4 separate regions of the Homo sapiens genome follow, and all the other regions are linked to region 4. The links are chromatin contacts, found by Hi-C or POLR2A ChIA-PET in ENCODE. All regions are on one chromosome and are shown on one strand. The core of a region is the stretch at or near the end of the contact, and the rest is flanking DNA. Distances in the headings are between cores, read along the strand shown. Region 1 overlaps ARHGAP26 (Rho GTPase activating protein 26). Region 2 overlaps FGF1 (fibroblast growth factor 1). Region 3 overlaps ARHGAP26 (Rho GTPase activating protein 26). Region 4 overlaps LINC01844 (long intergenic non-protein coding RNA 1844).

Region 1 (5,511 bases), core at 302-2,801, 96 kb before region 4:
GTCCTTAGCACACCGAGTGGTTCTGGATCTCACTGTCCCCCCATGGTATCCTCCTTTAAGGGAGAGTTATTCACATACATGTATGCTTTAAGCATACTAATCAATACATATTGAATTAATGAATGAAGAAAGAGAAAACAAGACTAAAGGACATCTGCCAAACTACTCAAATAAGATACCAAAGTGTCTTACAAGTGGTTACTCAACATCCTATATATAGATTCTCACAGGACAGCACAAAATGTAAGTCTCTTTTGCTCCCAAATGTCTATGAGATGCAGTCTTCATTCTGGGGTATAAAGGGGAAGTGGCAGGGGTGGTCACAGCAGAGGAGTGAGCAGGAATGACATAGCACATCCTAGAAGCAGCAGGCCCAGTTCTGCAGCCCTTACTAAGATAAAATCCCCACTGAAGGGAAATCCCATCCAAATCCTCTTTGCCAGAGAGGAGAAGAAGGTCAAACAGACTAATCCTCAAAAAGACCTGAAATTCTGGCTCACCTGGGCCACACCAAAAGACATTCCCCTGGGAGCAAGAGACAGGCACGAAAGGTGGCATGCCCCACCCTCCCACCTATGCACTGGTGACTCCTCCTCACCCGACACATATACCTCGGCACCCCTCTGAGCTTGGATACAACTCCAGCCATGTGACCTTGGAAAGGTCTCAGGCCCGTGAGATAATACCAGAACCACCCTCACACAGGTAACTGTGGCCCAACAGGTAATACACAAAGCCAGCGTCTGGCATATAACTCAACATGAGTCAGCTATAAATGTGAGCAGACAATGGTGATACAGAGACCCAAACGCTGCAGTACACTGCCCTCCCTTGAAACTAATGCGTGGCTTTCACACATGGATACCTTAGGTAGCCAGTTTCACTGCGGTGCACAAAATAAACCTCTTTGACCATAACAACAAAAAAATCAAAACGTGATTGGTCTCACAGGGGAAAAAAAGGCATGTGAGTGAAGTGTGGGTGAGGAAACAAGGAGAAAATGCAGGCAGGGAAATGGAAAAAAAGAAAAGGATGCAGCCTGACCAACTGCTGACAAGCCAAGAGCTGAGCTTGGGGAGGAAGTAGAGGCAGGTCTCTGTGGGGACTCAGAGCTTAGTCTATCAAGAAGAGAGATGTGAGGGGTCAGTCATGTCCCTGAAGCCATCATGGTGAGGACCTGCCAGCCAGAAGACAGGGCCGCCAGTTATCTGGACACCAGCCAGAGCTGACACTCAGCTGCTTTAGCTGATTTTAGTACTGAGAAGCTGATATGTGTCTGTACATAAACAGTACACACAGAAGCCTCTTCCTTTTCTAAAAATACACGGGTCTGCAGTTCAGCACTGAGAAGGCCACCTAGAGCACATAACAAAGACAGTAACTGCGGATGTCTGGCCACCAGAAGGAAAAGCATTTCCTTTATCAGCAAAGGGCGTGAAGTCACCCTTTACCCCAGAGGCCTGACTCCATCTAGGGGAACTGCATGGCACAGAAGACCTCCATGATTTCAGAGAGCTGACCTGACTCCCACCTTGGACATTTGCTATTCTTAACTGCTCTGAGACTCAGCTTCCTCATCTGTGAAGCAGGGTGATAACAAATACCCACCCGGAAGCATTCTTCTAAGGATGAGAAATAATGAATGCAAACCACCTAGACACAGTTCCTGGTACAGAACAGACGATCAACACACAGTAGCTTGGTTCTTCCTAAAATCCCAGAGTCTTTGCTGCTCCCTCTCCTCTCATCCCTGAAATAACCCAACTGAGGAAGAGAAAGACTGATTTTCCCTGCTCTCGTAGCAGCCTCCCTCAAGAGCTGCAGCTCCTCAGGATATTCCTGGTGCTTGTTCTGGGCAGCAACACAGGCCAAGAAATCAGGAGTCTGCTCACTAGCGAACGGAGGAGAAGACGAAAAGGAAGTGCATCCCTCCAGTCCTCACAGAGGGCTCCTCCACACGTGCTGGTCTCAGTTAAGTTCAGCAGGCATCAGAGAGCAGGGGAGGAATAGCCTGCAAAACGGGGGCTACCATCCTACAATCAATTAAAAGAGTTCTTTTTTTTTTTTTTTTTGAGACGCAGTCTCACTCTGTTGTCCCAGCTGTAGTGCAGTGGTGTGATCTCGGCTCACTGCAACCTCCACCTCCCAGATTCAAGCGATTCTCTTGCCTCCGCCTCCCAAGTAGCTGGGATTATAGGAGCCCACCACCAGGCCCGGCTAATTTTTATATTGACAGGATGTCATCATGTTGACCAGGCTGGTCTCAAACTGCTGACCTCAGGTGATCCACCGCCTTGGCCTCCCAAACTGCTGGGATTACAGACGTGAGCCACTACGCCCAGCCTAAAAGAGTTCTTATTCTGGAGTTCTCAAAGAGCTCTAGAAGGTCCTGGCCCTGAACCCTCTGAAATTGAAAATGAATTTTGGGTAAAGAGGCTTTTTCTTGGGAAATTGTCCTGAACTTTCATCATATTTCAAAGTCTTTGACACTACCCTCAAAAAGAAAAAAAAAAAAGCTTTAAAACTGCTAACTCATTCATGGAAAACAAGAATGTCTGAGAAAGACTAATATAAAGCACTGGGCACTGTGGCTCACACCTGTAATCCCAGCACTCTGGGAGGCCGAGGCAGGCGGATCACCTGAGGTCAGGAGTTTGAGACCAGCCTGGTCGATATGGCGAAACCCCATCTCTACTAAAAATACAAAAATCAGCCAGGTGTGGTGGTGGGTACCTATAATCCCAGCTACTCAGGAGGCTGAGGCATGAGAATCGCTCAAACCCAGAAGTGGAGGTTGCAGTGAGCCGAGATCGTGCCACTACACTCTAGCCTGGGGAATAGAGCAAGACTCTGTCTCAAAAAAAAAAAAAAAAAACTCACTTTTAGCTCACATGTAATGATACTTGTCAAGTATCTTATTATATATTAACTCACTTAGTCCCCACAACAATGGAAGGAGACAGTTATCATCTCTAGATGAGGAAACCAAGGCTCAGGAGCACACCACTTCCCAAGACCCCATAACTAACAAATGGCAGAGCCAGGACTCAGCCCTAAGAATGCATGAAGCCAAAGCTCAGGCTCTTCATCACCATATCACAGTGTCACCTTCTGCAGATCAAGCCCCAGATTTTATAAACTAAAAGGAAAAGTGGAAGGAAAGAAGGTAGAGGTTATGAGAGATTGGTTAGAACCTGACTTATAATTCAATGCTTTTTCTACTATATCCACCGTGCCCCATGTCTTCATACAACTCATACTGAGAAATGTTTTAATCATCAAAAAAAAACACGCCATAAGGAAGTGTAGTGGTACCATAAAACCCTCAGCTTCCTTGCAGAAAAACAGGGATTATACGTCACTACTCCATAGGTATGTCACTGAGATTAAAAGGAGGCAAAATGTGCAAAGCACGTGGGTTTGCCTGGCATGTCTGGCACGGAGTAAGCACTCAATGAATGGTAGGCATCATTGTAATCATGACAATCTAGTGAAACAGCATGCCTTAGCAATCAAAGGTATCATCTTTATGTGGATGAACCCTACATTAGTTGCTTCAATGAGCCCATGTCCCTGCATCCCTGAACTCCACTCAGTGTCAGAAAGACACAGGCCTCAATTTGGCTCCCAGGAGTGATCACACTCTTTGCCTCAGCTGCATGCTTGGGAAGCAACAGCAGCAGCAGCCAGAGAGACTTGGGAGCATGCCTGGGTCCCAGAGCCAACTATCCAACATCATCTGAGGTGCCAAAAGGTCTTGGAAACCTCCAGTGTGATTACAGGGGGTAGGGAACATTCATGGCAAGCTTTTCCAGACATAGAAAGCAACCCAGAAAATAAGTATAAGAAGTTGCCAAAGGCGGGGTAGGTCCACCTCTGAGCCAGATATGCCAACAGAAGAAAAAGCCAGGGTATGGGGGAACAAAGGTTTGGGGGACCTTTGAATCACGTCCCCTACATCCCTACAAGAAGTCGATCTAACTGATGTGATTCTTCAAGGAGGATAATTTTCATGAGTTTGTCCCACAAGAATATACCATCACTAGTATAATCTCTGAAGTCTCCACACATAAGACAATTATTCACAGTAACAGCTGCCATTCATTTATTAAACAATTACGTTCTAAGCCTATTGCATATATTACCTCCTATAATCCTCCTCCAAATGAAATGTTGAGGGAATTTCCATTCTGATTTTACAAATGGGAAATTGGCCTCAGAAATGTTAAGTGCCTGCCCAAAGACATAGGGCTGATAGGTGACAAGACAGATTTCTAAATCCCATGCTCTACTACTACGCACTTTTAGATCAATTATTGGGTTTCACCTGTGGGACCTCTAGGCATGTTTTTCTCCTAGTCCTTCCCGACACACAGGGATGAACTTATTCTATTCTATCCTACTCCACAAGATTTCTTGTGCTGGGTGCTGAACCTAAGAATAAACTGCACTAACCAGAGGTTCTGCTATGCTTAGAAGCACACAAGACGGGGGCATAAATGACACAAAGTATGGGTGAGGTAGATATTAACAGGTAGAAGGAATGGAAGAAGCGGCCACAAACCTTCTGTCCCACAGACTACATACCCAGATAACTCCACACTCCTCTCTTTTCAAGAACAATTTCAAGAAACATGCCGCTTCAGAACACAAAAAAATTCTTGAAATGTTGGTGGAGGATCTAAAGAATAAGGAAAGGTGACCACAGAAGAATGCAGGGGAAATATCACTTGAAAAAAGCAAACATATAACACCCTGCAAGTGTTCTCCATTAAATTTCCCAAAGCGAATCATGACTTTGGAACCAACCCATTAACACAAATCAAAATAATCTGAACCAAATGTTCCCATTTAAAAGCCCTTTCCCCCTTGAAGGCTTGTACAAGGGAAAATGCACTCTCATATACCAGGCCACCATGCTTCAGTAATTACCACCAGACCTGGAGGTTTGCATGGCTCTTACCAAACAAGCAAAAGTCTATGAACCCCTAAACCAAGAGCAGAGCTCACAAGAGAGGTGGGGAGAGGTAGCCACAATGAACATGTGAAATTCTGCAACAGGACCTCCCTCTGAAAACAAAAATCTCTCTATGGATTTCTGTTCCTAGAAGTCATCCTTCCACACGACTCAGGCACTACTCTACTTTCCTTGTCTCTACCCTCTTCCGCCAGCCATCTACTTTGCTCCAGCCAGAGGGATGCGTTGCTTAGCAACTGCCCTCCAACAAAAGCAGGAGCCAAGATGAAGTCAGGCCTCTGACATCTCCTGCTCCCTTGCACTCATGGGACAAGCTTTCAGCAGAGCCAAGAAATCTACAGTTTCCATCAGACCTGGGGCTCGGAGGCTGAGGAGCTTTGCAGGGTTGCCCGCACTCAGTGTGACTAAACAGTCACCTCCAGCTAGGGTAAAGGATTCTTATTCAATGTGAAGGCTCCAAGGATTCAATACACTGCAGGAACCGCTGCATCCTCAGCTCCCACCCAATCTTTCCTTAATTACACCGTAAACGT
Region 2 (5,036 bases), core at 391-2,890, 94 kb after region 4:
AGCTTTTCCAAGGTTGTTTTGGTGGAGGGGTGGGCTAGATGGGGTACTGCAGAGGGCTGGGGATGCCTGAGAGGTGTTGGGGGGGTGCTGACATCCTTCAGAAAGCTGGGCTGTGCAGAGAAGCAGAGAACGGGGCGGGAGCAGGTGGATGGGCAAGATTCTCCAGGGAGAGAGAACTTAGCAAGTTTGGGGGCTGAAGGGAAAGATTCAGTGGACAGCATCCTTGCCCTCTTGAAAAGTTGTTGTTTTTTCCTTTACATTAGAAAATACCTGCAGTAGGCCTGGGTGCGGTGGCTCACACCTGTAATCCCAACACTTTGGGAGGCTGAGACAGGTGGATCACCTGAGGTCAGGAGTTCAAGACCAGCCTGGCCAATATGGTGAAACCCCATCTCTACTAAAAATACAAAATTAGCTGGGCGTGGTGGCACATGCCTATAATCCCAGCTACTCAGGAGGCTGAGGCAGGAGAATCGCTTGAACCTGGGAGGTGGAGGTTGCAGTGAGCCAAGATCTCGCCATTGCACTCCAGCCTGGGCAACAAAAGCGAAACTCTGTCCCAAAAAAGATAAAAATAAAAATAAAAAAAAATACCTGCAGTAACAAAATAAAATGTGAGTTCCTCCTCAGCCACCCCATCCCACTCCCCAGGGGTAATCATTTTTTCAGTTTTCTATCTATGTGTCTACACATAGATATATGATTTTTAAATTAAGCCATGGGATAATTCTGGATATATTGTCCTGAGGCTTCCTTTTCCCCACTCATATGTGTACATGTGTGTCTAGTGCTCTTTTTCTTATGGCTGCCTGCTATTTGCTTAGACCCATAACTTATTTTATCACTCCATTCTGAAGCAACATTGTTTCCAAATTTTCACTATTACAAACAGCACTGCAGTGAATTTCATGCATTGATGTTTGGGCACTTGTGTGAGTCCTTCTATAGGACAAATTCTTAATGCTGGAGTTGTCAGTCACGGGGTCTACACATAAGTATGCTGTTTTCCTTGAAGGGCTTCTTGGATTGGTCTGCTCTTCCCTTATGGACTGGGAATGAAAAATGTGGGGAAGAAGATAGATTTCCAAGGAGGCATGTAAATGGAAAACAAGGCTTTAAAGTATCCCAACTGAATAACAGCTTTTTTTTTAATCAAGATATTGTGGGTTACTATATTTATACATAGTAACACTTATTAACCTGATAAGATGGACCAGGTAGAAATAACTCTCAGAGAGGTAACAGTCTGCTCTTCTCGGTTTAACCATCCATTTTCTATGGCTAGAGTCAATATTGGAAGAAGATACTGGTTCCTGAGGGCACATTTAGATGTGTTAAAAGAGTTATGATGTGGGAAATTTGTTCACAGATTTCAGGGAGATCAAAGACTTAAGTCCATTAGAAATTTTAAAAACAATTATATTCCTAGGACTTGGTATTTAATATGTGAAGTCATCAGTTTAATTATATTTTCAGATCATTCTTTGGCACAGAGTGAGGAAAACCCTCCCTCACTCTTGCAGAGAACGCAAAAACACTCAGGAAAAACAAAGCTGAAGTGTAAACAGTCTCTTTGCAAGGGTCCTCTGATCTCACCAGCGCGGCCAGCACACTGAGCTCGGAGCGCCCTCTTCTGGCTGCGGGCTCCCCTGCACCAGCCTGGCTCCCGCCCACAGGATAAGTCGGGTTTTCAGTGTTTGGAAAGCTGCTCTGGCTCTCCCGTTCCAATATCAGCACATCCTTCAGCTTCTTCTGCTGTGGCCACTGAAACCCCAAGATGTTCTTTCTCAATATTTGTGCAATATTTTCAAGTTACTCTGGGCTCTGCCTCCTCTGTAAGAAGGATTTCTTGATGACTAGTTTTTAAAAACACCCTTCTTAGATCTGAGTTAAGCTATTGGGATTGCAGTTACGTTTGTTAACTGTCGGGAATTAGTAATTTTGGATAAGCAAGAACTAGATCTAGAAGCCAAAGGAGAACAGCAAGCAGGTCTATGTGTCATTACCCAATGCCTGTGAGCAAAGTATGGCTGAGATTGACGTTTTCTGTCCACTCTGGAAAGCTGTCAGAACCTTAGGTCAGCCTCATAGTTCTTGTATTCATTTAACAACTATTTGCTGAGTACCTATGGTGTGGTGGGGAGTGTGCTGGGAGCAGGTCTCAATGGTGGACGAGATGAGGGAAGGGCCGCTTCACTTATTATGTGTGATACCTAGGCAGTGTTAATATTGCAAAATGCTTGGAATTTTACAAGCGTCATAAAGGGTTACCGAAGCCTCCATCATGTTCTTTCAAATTCCCAGTTAATCTATCCTGTGCTGCTATTACCACGTTGAACCAAGTTAATCCTCTCAACTCAGCAATGGCTCCTTCCTAACTTCTTGAAAGGCACCATTCGGTCCTCCAGGGAACATGCTTGTAATCTGTTATGATAGGAAGGAGGAAGCAGCATAAACGAAAACAGTTTTTCCAAAGAACTGACTGTTTTCCTTGGAGCTGGGGTGGGCCAGAGCTGAGGCCCGGCCCTGTTTGGATGTGGGAGCCTGCGGTTACCTGGCTCTATCTTCATCAACCCTGCTGGGTGAGCCACAGGCCTGCAGCCCTCTGCTCTCCCCTGCCTGCTCCTCCTGCAGGTAGAAGAGAAGCCCCTTCTCCCTCTTTCTCTCTCTCAGTCCCGTGTGAATGCCTGGGGCCCACTCGCCAGGCAAAGGGAGATTGGCCCCTGGAAGGAGCCAACCCTAAAGAGGGAGTGTTTCCTTCCAACGAGGCCACAACATTCATGGAGTCGAAGACAGCAGATGGCAGCCCTGGTGGAAGAGCCAGGCAATGTCATCCAAGACAGATAAGGAAAGGACACAAGGCCAAGGGCTGGAAGGTATCAAATCGCAACACAATGTCCAAGATTCCACTAGTTATTTATGCCCCACTTTTGCTAAAACTTCAGATGAACCTCGAAGGGGCAGACATCCTTTCTTCCTCACTTATCTTGGCTTTATAACCACAGCTTGATATTTCTTTGGGAAAAGTAAGAATCTTTCTACTATCCAAAGTTCAATGAACTATCGAGCAGTTCATTATAAGTGAACTTGCCTTCTTAAAGCTAACGTTCTCTCTAAAATCATTGAGTTCCAAGAAGGTGGTACAAAAGGATTGTATTTTGTGAGCTTGCTGCATCAAAAGTCCCCAAATTTCATGTGCCCTTTCCCAAATTATGCTGTTCACTTAAATGCATTTTAACTCTCCAGATATTTATTGAGCTGAGCACTGTGTTAGAAAAAGACCTGGATGCTGCCCTCAGGAAATTCACAGACCAAAAGATGAGATAGATGAATAAACAGATCATGTCAGTCCAGCATGGTAAATGAGATGTTAGAATTACATACAAGGTGGAACTTTTCTTTTTTGAGACAGAGTCTCGCTCTGTTGCCAGGCTAGAGTGCAGTGGCATGATCTTGGCTCACTGCAACCTCTGCCTCCCAGGTTCAAGCAATTATCCAGCCTCAGCCTCCCGAGTAGCCGGGACTACAGGTGCACGCCACCACGCCCAGCTAATTTTTGTATTTTTAGTAGAGATGAGGTTTCACCATGTTGGCCAGGCTGGTCTTGATCTTTTGAACTTGTGATCCACCCACCTCAGCCTCCCAAAGTGCTGAGATTACAGGCGTGAGCCACGGCACCAGGCCCAAGGTGGAACTTTCAAGCCTCTGCCCTCATGGTCTGGAGGGAGAGCCTGACTTAATCAGAAAATACAAAAATAAAAGTAGAATTTAAGCCCCAACCGGTGTCGTAGAAGACAGGCAGGCAGCACAATGAGAGCTGAGGGGTAGAGGAGGACATCCCTGAAGAAGTCACAGCTGAGATCTGAAAGATGGGTCAGGGTTAATTCGCTGTAGGGGGCAGTGAACAGTGGTCCAGGCAGTGAGGAGAGTGTGTGCAAAGGAACTGTGGCAGGAAGGCACGTGACGTATCCCAGGGGCCAAATCAAGGCTGGTATGGCGAATGCACAAAGCTAGAAGGGGAGACTGGGAGGCCGGGCTGGAGAGGTCAGCAGGGCTGGACCCCATGTAGCATCTGGTGGACCACAGCCTTCACTTCTATGTGCTCCTTTCCTCTTCTGCCTGAAGGAATCAGAACAGCACCTACCTCATAGGAATAAGTGAGTCCATTTTTGTAAGGCACTTAGAGGAGGGTGCCGCAACTACCGGCTGCCGTGACTGTTGTAATTATCCCCCTCGTCATCCTCGCCAGGTTGAGCTGGTGGAGGAGGACCCTGCTGGCTCAGGTCGGATGTGTCTTTTTAACAATTCACACTCGATATGTGGGCACAGCTCCACAGAGGTCTCAGAGGCCACAGAAATGAGCATAAACTCCTGTAAAGGTAACCGCTGGCTTTCTGGAGACGCTCTGCATGAATGACTGGCTGGGCTGCCGACCACAGGGCTCAAAACAGCCACCAAGAGTTTATCCCCAAATACCCAGGGAAGAAAACGAGACAGAGGAAGGAGGATGGAGCCTCCCAAGAGAAGGCTGTCTATAAATGGAAAGTGACACTGAAAGAAAACAAATCTTATTTGATGTGAACCCATTTTTGACTCTGTCTGGAAATCCAGGGCAGAAGGAAGTGGAGGGGACAGGGAGTGAGTGAGCAGATGTGCCCAGCATGAGCCTGCCCGCCCGGGGCCTGGCGTGGACACACGTGTGCACTATGACGAGGTGATGAGGAAGGGCTGCGGCCACCGCCGAGGCACCCACTCCTCCAGCCAGACCCAGACAGACGCAAGCACTACTGGGCTGCTTCTGTGCTGTGATGTGTGCCAGGCTGCACGTGTGGGCCCAGGGCTGAGATGGAGAGTAGTGGCCTGGGGTGGGCACAGGCAATGTGGGGAGAAGATTCAAGGGGACTGCAAAGAACACCATGGGGCTCCTGGGCCCTTCTGTTTCCTAAAGGGGGTCTTCAGGGTAATTAGCTCACAGGGTCCTTGTGAGGGGCCTTGAATGGGATGACCTACACAGGAAGGGCCTAGTAAGTAATGAA
Region 3 (4,998 bases), core at 1,690-4,189, 73 kb before region 4:
CTTTCCAAGCTTGAAGGAGAGGGGAGGGGTCCTCTTGTTCTTACATATAGGAGACACTGAATAATTATAATGAATGAAAAGAGTTGCTGATCCATTTTCATTGGTTGCCCCAATAAGAGTTAAGAGCCCATTTTCTCCCTTCTCTGCCTGTAGTAGCAGAGGACAGATGATCCTCAATATATATTTAACATTTGCCAGATTCTCCCCCACTCCTGAAACATAGTTCCTGCACATTTTGCTGAAAGCCTAGCCCCTTCCGTGGCACTCTTGGTGCCCTGCCCATTAATAAGGCTTCCTAGGAAATCCTATCATTGTCAATGCATTGTGTTTGGATCTCTCATTCCCTATATGTTCTTAAGTCCCACAGAGACACAGCTGCAGGGACCATTTTCTGTGGGTGTCTCAAGAGTTAAGCACAGTAGCAGCTGGCAGTCTCACCTCCTACCTTTGCTGGCTGTGTAATCAACCTCCTTTTAATCCTGCCGAGCTCCATGCTGCCTGGCACCAGGGGCAAGAAGCTACACACAGGTAATAATTTAACAAATCACCTGTCTGGCTCTCTTGCCGGGACACCCACTCTGGAGCTTATACAGCTGCTGATGCTAGGGCTGCAGCCTTGCCTGTGGGATGTCAGCTAAACCAGTAAGTACTGAGCCTTGGGGACCACACACTTCCAGCTCTGTCCTGTCTTAGAGAACCAGGGTGTGGTGTTTGATAGGGACGACCCTCAGGAACTATGCTTCCTACTCCATGCTTAGCTCTTGGGGATTTTTTAATATTCCGATTTTGCCCAATGCAAGAGCAACTAGCAGAGCTCCACTCAGCAAGCAACAACACATCCTCAAGAACCTGGATTGCAAGAACATCCCAGGACACAGCTGTTAAGACACAGAGCATGGGAACGCGAACTGCAGCAAATGTACACACACACACACATACACACAACATACTGAAACTCATACAGTGTTCCACAAACAAAAAATTATGGTGTGAAACCCATTGTGGAGCTGGTCCCCAAATGTGCATGAGTCACATCCAGCCCTGGAACACACAAAAATAAGTGAAGTCGTCCCCAAACTTTTACAGTACTCATCCATTGCTTTGTTATTTGTCTATAAACCACTGAAAGAAAAGATCTTTTCAGTTTTACAAATAAGACGACCACTTTTAAAAAGTGAAAATTCTGTCACGACAGGCCTTATGAGAGAACAAATCATTTTACCCAAAGCAGTGGTAGACAGAAGTAGCCTAAGGAAAGACTGCCTTTAAATAACCATCAGCAAGCTATAATCTGTCAAAAGCAATTATTGCCATCAAATACTTGTTAACACACACACCGTGACATTCATATTTCAGTAAGACAGCAGGACACTGATTTTTAGCAAAATCTAAAAAATAAAAATACTTTTCAAACCAGACCCTTGGTCCTACACCTTGAGGAAGGAAACAGGATTTTTTTTTTCTTATAGTACTTGCTTATGATCAGTGCTTTGAGATTAGTTTGCCATAACACCAGCAAACGGCAGAGTAACAGAGTTTGTTCCAAAAACAAAAAGAGTGGTGTATAACGTCACACAGTCCCAAGAGCCAGGCTTTAGGGTGGACAATGGGAGAAGTGGGAACACATTCAGATGTCTGTGGCTTTATTTCTGCAGGGAAGAAGAGAAAGAAAAAAAAACACAGAAGGGAGGGGCACACTGAATGAAGGGAGGAGCACCAGGCACTGGGGTAGCCAACATTTGTAATCTGCATATACTGATCATGTTACAGGAGCCATGCAGAAGCCATGGCTTGCTGCTTCCTATCCCTTTCTACAGGTCAGTGTCCTTACCTGAAGAGAATTAAATGCTCATGTGTTTAGCACGAGCTTCCATGCCAGAGGCCCAAGGGTCCAATCCTCAGCTCCACCCTCAGCTCCACCTTCACCAGCTGAATGACACTGACCAAGTTACTTTATAAGAAACTCAGCTGTAAAATGGGAATAGTGATGCCCCTTGCCCTATAAGGTTATTGAATTATACAATGAAATGTATTTAAAGTGCCTATTTGATGGTAAGCATACAATAAATGATAGCTGCTATTATCAACATCATTCATATTTCAATAAATAAGGGCTCACTGGTAAACCAGCACAGTTATTGATCCCTAGATGGTTCATCCATCACTCAGCAACTATTTACTGACTGGTCTCCCACGTGCCTGGCACCAGGCTAGAGGTTAGGGATATAAAGGGAATAATATGGGGTTTAGCCTTCAACAACTCCTCCACTGGAGAGACTGTCATATAACCAATATAATGTCCAAGGTTCCAGATGAAGACCAGTAAGAAGCACACACAATCCAACCATTCGAATGCTTTACTGTAATTTAGAATGGACTTTAATTGTGACATGAATATACATATATGTATGGTGTGTGTGCATACACACACATGGTGAGATATATGTGTATATATATTATACATATACATATATATCAGCTATATATATATATGGTATCTGATAAATATGTACACAAACACCATGTGTGTGTATTTGTGTATGTATCTCCAGTACCACATTATACTTGTTTCCTATTTAGGAATTATACCGAGATTTAACCCTGCAGATCTCTTGCCAACACACTCACAGAGAGTTAATGTTCAACAGTGAGCTAAAGTTCAGCATTAACTGGAGGAGCTGCCAGATCAAAGCATGCCAAAATGAAGATAGCCTTCCCCTTTCGAGATTAACAGAGCCCAGCATGTATGTCACCAGAAAACATATAATCACAAAACTAAAGATGCTGCATTTATTAACTGTGAGTCTGAGTCATCAGGCAGCACTCTGAGCAAATTAAGACTAAACTGCCCTACTGTTGATGATTCATCAAACAGTTAGTGTGATAGAAAGATGGAGAGTGAGTCAATTCTAGGCAAAAGGCAAGAAGAGGAAGAAGAGAGACCAGTAAAGACTGTTCCAAGGTAATCATGACAAGTTGAGAAGCCAGTGCAATCATTTCCTTAAACCCACCAATGAACTCTTAGAAGAACAGCTTTATGGGGGATTGGAGTATGTTTAACAGGTTAATAGTTTGTCATCTCTAACTTTTTATTTCCCTCAAAGGGCTGGGTCAGCCCTTTATGGCCAACCTAACAGCTCATGTCAATTAATCTATGTAGGACAAAAATTCCTTTATCTAGATCTGACTCAATTTATAAGCAGCTGAGCACCAATACGTAAGGGGCAAAGATGAGAACTATTACACTTACCAGAGGCACCCTACTTTCTAAACAAAGCTGTAAGGAAAGATGGCTTTTCTTAATAAAAATTCCTCCTACACAGAGTTGGCACTGGAAATTGTCACCAAATGGGAAGGGTTACTCAGTCCAAGTGTTTCTCAAATTTTAATGTGTAGATAAATCACCTGGGTATCTTGTTAAAATGCCAGTTCCAATTCTGCAGCTACCAGATGGGGCCCAAGATTCTGAATTTCTAACAAATTCCCAGACGATGTTGATGGTGCTGGTCCAGGAATGATAATTCCCAGCCATGGCCCAGCAATAAAACATTCCCCTTGCTGTAAGGTATCTTTTCAGGGTTACAGATGACTCTGAGACTATAATGGAAGTCAAGGACTCTACCACCTAGAAAAATGTAAGAGTGCACTTGCAGGTATGGGAATACACACACAAAATTTCCAAACTCTACTATGGGCCATCAAAAGAACCTCCCACCTCTGTAAGGCAGTCCTTGAAATGCCAAGTTTAAAAAAAAAAAAAAAAAAAAAAAAAAACCACTCTACCTTAGGAAGCCTGCCAACTGCTGCCAACACCAAACTAGCTTGGGGTGGAATAGAGAGATGCACTCCTTTGATCACTTTGGCCCATGTGTGAGTAATTCACCCGCTCTTCTCTTGGTCCACAGAAACATAGTTAAGATGCCTTAAAGATAGGGGATAATAAAAGGAAAATAAAAACAGAATACCAAGAAGCTCTGTAATATAGCTCTAAGATATAGTTTACTCATCTTCCACTTGAGTTCCACCTCAAGGAGTCCTCATTCCTGGCATCCTGTCTGCTCTAAGCAGAGCAAAAGCTACTTAATCCCACCACTACCTGGCATTGCCTTCCCGGGTAATTTGATTTCTAGCGGAGGTGGAGGGACAGAAGGCTAGTCATCTTGGCTGTCCTACCTAGTTACCCTTGAAGTCTGAGTTTCCTTGTCTATGAAATGCAATCAAGAATAGACTCCACTTCATAATGTTCCGGGAAAAATAAGAAAATGCATACGTGATGTGCCTGACACATTGCAATTGCTTAAAAATGTTTCATTCTTATGTTTTATTATTATGGCCTTTATGAACATGCAAAGATCAAGATCCATTCAAAAGAAAAGGCTTTTGTTTTCTAAATGGAAGAGTGTAACTGCTGCTCTGCATGTCTAGGGCAAGGTCCAGCTCTGCCCATCCCACTGCTGCACAGATACACCCCTGCTGTTTGAGAACCATGCTGGAGGCCATCGTAGCCGCTCACAAACACTTGTGATTGTCTCTCTCTAACACTGAATTGAAGTTATTCTACCGCCTTCAGCTCCAGGATGGCAATGTTCAATATGAGCCTTAGGTGGGTTTTTTTTGTTTGTTTTTTTGTTTTTTTAAGCATCTTGGACTAAAAAGATCAAACCCAACCACAAAATGACTGATCAGGGAAAAGAAAGCCACCTTACTATGAAACCCTTACTAATTTGTGATATAAATTTATCCAGAAACCTTTCGTCCAAAGATCTCAAAAACTCTTAACAAGAAAGTTTTAACCACCGCACAACAATCCTAAGAAGTTGGGATGGCTCAGAACTGAATTCTCAACGTTGGGGTCTCCTGAAACTCTTGATAAGCAGTGTTCCTCAATGTGAGGTCTGAGAACCACCTGCACTCCTCATCTAAATGCATGTGAAATGCACATTCGTGGATTCCATTTCCACTGCTACATCAAAATCTCTGGGGAAGGAAATTGGAACC
Region 4 (5,066 bases), core at 1,148-3,647:
TGGCAGAGTTGAGTGGTTTCAAAAGAGACCAAGTGGCCTGTAAAGCCTGAAATATTTACTATGTAGCCCTTTGCAGAAAAAGTGTACAGACTTCTGTTTTAGGGGAACAGGAAGAAATATCTTCCCAAGCTTGAGAGAACCTTGAGTTCCTTGAATTCCTCAGGAATTCTTGAATTCTTTAGCCTATAAATAACAGAAAATCAGTGTCCAATTGACTTAAATAATGTGAAGCATTAAAATAGCCATAAAGTGATAATTTTCCCATCAAGAGGTAAACTATGTCCTCTCCCCTTGCATCTCAATGGAATTTGTGACTGCTCTGACCCACAGAATATGACAGACGTGATGCTGTGCCAGTCCAGGCTCTGGCCTTAAGAGACTGAAGGCTTCTACTTCCTGTCTCTTGGAATACTCTCTCTGGAAGCCCTTCACCCTGGGGAAGAAGTCTGAGTACCTTGAGATGGCCATGTTGAAGAGGTCATGTATGTGTGTTCTGGTTAAATGTCCCAGCTGAGCCTGCACTTCCAGCCAGCATTGCCAAGGTGCCAAATATGTGGACTCTAAAGACCAGTCCATCAGCCAGCTGAATATCACTAAGGGACCTCAGTCAATGGTACATGGAATAGAAGAATTACCTAAGTAAGTCCTTCCTGGCTTCCTGGCCTACAAAATTATGAAATTTAATAACATGGATGCTATTTTAAGCCACTCCATGTTGTGGTAACTGTTTTATAGCAATAGACAACTAGAAGAAACAATACAGAAACCCTATTATCTCACATAATAAGAAGCTCAGGGTACAGCAAGGGCCATCTAGAATACTGCTTTTATTTATGCATATTGCTACCGCTTTTATGCAATTTCCTTGGCGCTACTTTTCGCTTTGGTTGGTTTAATTGTTAGACCGATAGCAAGATGACTTTAGCAGTCCTGGGAGTCAGATTCAAACCTGACAACGTCCAGAGAGAGAAGACTATTTTTAAGAAAAAGAAAATGTAGGCTAATCAGGATCTACCTTGGAATTGGGAATTGGGTCACCTCCCCTGAGTCACTGGGGAAGGGATGGACACCTGATCATAATTAAGTTCTATTAGAAAGGAAGTAGGTGAGCGGATATTGGGTCAACAATGCACTTGTCCAAAGTATCTTTCTTCCTTCCATCATTCATTCATTCATCTATTCATTCATCCAGAATAGTTTAGGTTTAATCATATGAATATGCTTTTTTGTAAATCAAAAGTAGTCAAATAACCATAATTTGAAAAGGTTAAGCAACGTTTATCAAGCCTGTATGACAGTGGGAGGCATGGAGCTAGATGTTAGGACTATTAACACCTAAATTAATAGCAATTAAAGGTGCTAAGTTCAAGAAAGGGAAAGAACAGGACCAGCTATATAATCTGCAGAACCCAGTGAAAAATGAAAATGGAGGACCCCTGGTTCAAAAAGTATTAAGAACTTCAGGATGGTGACAGCAGAGCATTAAACCAAGCATGGAGTCCTTCTAAGTGCAGAATGACTGTACATATTGCATGTCCATGAATCTGGCTCTGGGAAAGACCAGATGACCACAGAAAGAACAGCAAGGACCCTAGTTTAGATTGAGCTGGGGGAAGAGGGTGTTAGGAAGGCCTCTCTGAGGAGGTAATATTTAAACAAGGACCTGAAGGGTGGATAGGAGTACCCAGGTAAAGAGTTGAGGAATGCAGCTTCCTAGAAGAAGAATAGCACTCTCCCATCTTCTCCATCCTCCAGGTTGGTTAAGAGACTTAGCATTAGCCTGTCTTCATCAGCTGTGAGGAAACAAGATAAAGGTAACAGATCTTTTCCTGTTTGTGCCAGCTCAGGCCTATTTCCCAACCCTTTTTTGTATTCTAGATCTTGGCACTTGGGTACACTACCCGTATAATCTGATCCTCCCCCTTTAATACTGTAGATAGTCAGGACTACCCAAGAGGGGTCCCAGCCTTGCTCCTTGCTCAATGCTTAATATGCTCAATGCTTAGTATGCTCAACGGTAGATGCTTTCTAGGAAACAGCCTAACCTGCCTGATCCACTTGGTGCAGGCTTGTCACAAATAGGGAAAGACCTCTCCCTGTCCTCACATTCCCTCAAACCTCAAACCATGAAATCAGCTAACACAAATTGGACCTCAAAAAATGTTGTCAACAAACCCAAACCTTTCCCCTAAAATTACTAAATTCATCCATTTTGCATTGCTATAAAGGAATACCCAAGACTGGGTACTTTATAAAGAAAAGTATATTTGGCTCATGGTTCTGCAGGCTGTACAAAAAGCATGGCACCAGCATTTGTTTCTGGTCAGGACTTTAGGAAGCTTTTACTCATGGAGGAAGGTGAAAGGAGAGAAGATGAGTCATATGGTGAGAGAGGAAGCAGGCGAGATGGAGGAGAGGCGCCAGGCTTTTTAAACAACCAGCTCTCGCATGAACTAATAGAGTAAGAACTCACTCATTATGGCAAGGAGGGCACCAAGCCATTCATGAGAGATTTGCCTCTGTGACCCAAACACTTCCCACTAGGCCCTACTTCCAACATTGGGGGATCACATTTCAACATGAGATTTGGTGGGGACAAATATTCAAACTGTATCATACCTTATCCCATTTTTATTTCTGCAATGTTCTTTTCCTATATCAGATCCTATGGAAATTTGATGATGTAGTGGGCCTCCAAGTTGGTTGTAAGCAGAATCACACAAGAAGCTTATTAAAAATACAGATGCCCCAGCCCTATGCCAAACCTAGCTTCTCTATTTTTAGCAAGCTCCACAGGTAATTCTGATGCACTGCCAAGTCTCTGAACCACTGCTTTAGCCAACTGGATGGAATAAGGGAAATTCCCATTTGGCTGGTAGGAGTCAGAACATTTCCTTTCTGCCACTACCTGTGGCTCCTGGGCAAACTACTTTAATTCAGTTCCTCAGTTGTCCCTTTAAGTAAAGTGATGATTCCTCCATGATATCTCTGCCCTAGAAGCTTGCGTAGTATGAAAGTATTGATATCTTCCCATGATCTAGTCCCACTTTGGGTGGCCAAGCCTCAGTTTCCTCAAGGAACTACCTGCCCCTCACTGACTGGAGGAAGGCTTTGTAGGACTGTCAATCAAGGTGCTCTGCTGCCCTCTGGCTGCCCCCTGGGCCCAAGACCCAAGTTTGGCCAACCAGATTTTCTCTCCCAGGAAATTAAATACTGAGAGAGCTGAAGCAGAGACAAAATAAATGAAGTTGATTCATCTGGTACGGGTGACCCCAAAAATCTGTTAGTTTCTGCTTCCTAAGCTGTTGCCCTGGTTCTTGTGCTCTCAGAAACCTGGTTTTTCAGCCTTTCCCTCAGATCTGTAAGCAACCCTGATAGCCTTGGAATAAATTGTTTCTTTTGCCTAAGTGAGCCAGAGTTAGTTCTGTTGCTTGCCACCAAAGAATTCTAACTGATTCTCACAATCAAGATCTTTGATAGAGTGTTGTATATAATAATGATGTCATAGCTTCCATTCTTATAAAGCCATTGTGAATGATTCTCTTGTAGCTAAAGTGACCGTTCTATAGAAGGTCAAAAGTTTGTTTTAATAATGACATCTTTGTTCCAGTAATTCCAGACAGTGAAAATTTCTCAATAGTGTAAGAGGTTATTCACTGTCCTGCTGAAATATCTTAAGTGGAAACAGGCCTTGGGTAAATACTCTTCCTCTAAACAAAGCTTATTGTTCTGGACCCAGGGAAGGAAAGGACAAGAGAAAAAAGAAAAAGGAAAAAAGTTTGGGCTCAGTTTAAACCAGCTCCCATTCAGCTATATCTGCCCTTTACATACAAATTTAATAAAAAGTTGACTCTTTATGTATTTTTTTAAAGGCTGGAAATTGCATCCGAATACACATTTTAAGGGGTGACTTGCAGAGAAAATAGCTTCAGTGATTGAACCCTTTTCTCTCATCAGCCTATATTTTATTTCTACCCCCATCTCATTGTTACAGTTTTTACTCTTTCTTATTGTTACTGACATCCTCACTATTTCTCACCTTTATTGGCTGTGTTAACAGTTATGAGCACTTGCTGTGAACCAGGCACGATGATAGATGTTTGACACGTATTACCTCATTTAATCCTTACAGTGCCCTTCAAAGCCAGTATTATTATTCCCATTTTACAGAGGGGAAACTTGAAGCTCAGTGAGGTTAAGTAATAGGGCTAATGTGCAACATGACCAATCACTTACCTGTGTGTCCCTATCTGTCCCCAAGTCTTCCTTACACTGTGACCCATTGCCTTAAATTGAAAGTACCTGCTTAGTCCAAGGCATCACTGGAAAGAATATTAAATGTGGCATTGTAGCTCAAAAAAAAAAAGACAACTGAACTCATTGCCCATGTCATGTTCTATATTCCTGACTAGACTATAAGCTCCTTAAGGGCAAACACTATGTTCTGTCTACCACAATATTACCAGCACATGCCTAGCACAGAGGAGGTTCTCAAAAAATGCTTATAGAATCAGTGAATATCCTATAGGGTCCTCAGAATAAGGGACCATCACAAGGTTAGGAGAAAATGTCAAGAAATCCCTTTCTGGGAAACAGAAATTCCAGGTTACCCCTAGTGAATTCAACCAACTTTGAAGTTTGGCCAAGCCTTTAAATAGCATTGCATGATTTCAAATTTGGAATCCTGGGCAGCAATTTCCCTTCCTGAAGAGCTGTTGCATGTTCTATGCATAGTCATGCTTTGGCTTGAGTTTATGAGGAACAGAAGTTTCAAAAAATCTGACTGAGAAGTATAAGCTAAAAGGCTCAAGTACCAGTTATACTTTTCCCAGGGCCAGTAAGCTCTCAAAGAGCTCAAATCCAGGGATCAAGCTCTCCATCAAGGACTTGGAACATAATGTTATTTTATCACTTTCAGAAATAATAACTAGAGATAATTTCTGGTTGACATAAGACTCACAACTTATCCTTGAGTGAACTCTTTTCGTGTCTCAGTTCCTCGAATGGAAAACAGTCAAATAAGCACATATACAGTCAAAATCTTCCTCCAAATCTGTGAGGTTCCC

Evidence for each region. A loop is a pair of places that touch in the nucleus more often than their neighbours do. ChIA-PET counts read pairs that join two places held with the same protein, here RNA polymerase II (POLR2A). Pooled maps may share reads with other maps.
Region 1: a pooled map shows a loop between it and region 4 (1.9-fold over the local background). The contact joins two enhancer-like sites. A Hi-C loop is called at or near these places in 2 of 50 pooled maps. POLR2A ChIA-PET finds 5 or more read pairs at or near these places in 5 of 52 experiments (HepG2, MCF 10A, OCI-LY7 and 2 more).
Region 2: a loop to region 4 is called in a pooled map, with 4 times the contacts of the local background. The contact joins two enhancer-like sites. A Hi-C loop is called at or near these places in 3 of 50 pooled maps. POLR2A ChIA-PET finds 5 or more read pairs at or near these places in 2 of 52 experiments (IMR-90 and activated CD4-positive, alpha-beta T cell).
Region 3: a loop to region 4 is called in a pooled map, with 2.9 times the contacts of the local background. The contact joins two enhancer-like sites. A Hi-C loop is called at or near these places in 3 of 50 pooled maps. POLR2A ChIA-PET finds 5 or more read pairs at or near these places in 5 of 52 experiments (HEK293, HepG2, OCI-LY7 and 2 more).

The regions. Positions count from the first base shown.
Region 1 is chr5:142,841,416-142,846,926 of GRCh38, reverse strand. The region is part of intron 1 of ARHGAP26 (Rho GTPase activating protein 26); the gene reads right to left. Among named protein-coding and RNA genes, the nearest start is that of ARHGAP26-AS1, 25 kb to the left of the region's middle. Within about 2 kb of position 1,551, at least 18 of the 41 ENCODE cell types and tissues checked have a DNase peak (open chromatin) inside an H3K27ac peak, as active enhancers do.
Region 2 is chr5:142,652,460-142,657,495 of GRCh38, reverse strand. All of the region lies in intron 1 of FGF1 (fibroblast growth factor 1), which reads left to right. Among named protein-coding and RNA genes, the nearest start is that of FGF1, 31 kb to the left of the region's middle. RefSeq lists a silencer at 1,540-1,589 and an enhancer at 1,458-1,752. Within about 2 kb of position 1,640, at least 5 of the 41 ENCODE cell types and tissues checked have a DNase peak (open chromatin) inside an H3K27ac peak, as active enhancers do.
Region 3 is chr5:142,820,077-142,825,074 of GRCh38, reverse strand. The region is part of intron 1 of ARHGAP26 (Rho GTPase activating protein 26); the gene reads right to left. Among named protein-coding and RNA genes, the nearest start is that of ARHGAP26-AS1, 46 kb to the left of the region's middle. Within about 2 kb of position 2,939, at least 6 of the 41 ENCODE cell types and tissues checked have a DNase peak (open chromatin) inside an H3K27ac peak, as active enhancers do; they include PC-3, where a contact is called at or near this core.
Region 4 is chr5:142,746,847-142,751,912 of GRCh38, reverse strand. All of the region lies in intron 1 of LINC01844 (long intergenic non-protein coding RNA 1844), which reads right to left. Among named protein-coding and RNA genes, the nearest start is that of LINC01844, 3.8 kb to the right of the region's middle. Within about 2 kb of position 2,397, at least 3 of the 41 ENCODE cell types and tissues checked have a DNase peak (open chromatin) inside an H3K27ac peak, as active enhancers do; they include PC-3, where a contact is called at or near this core.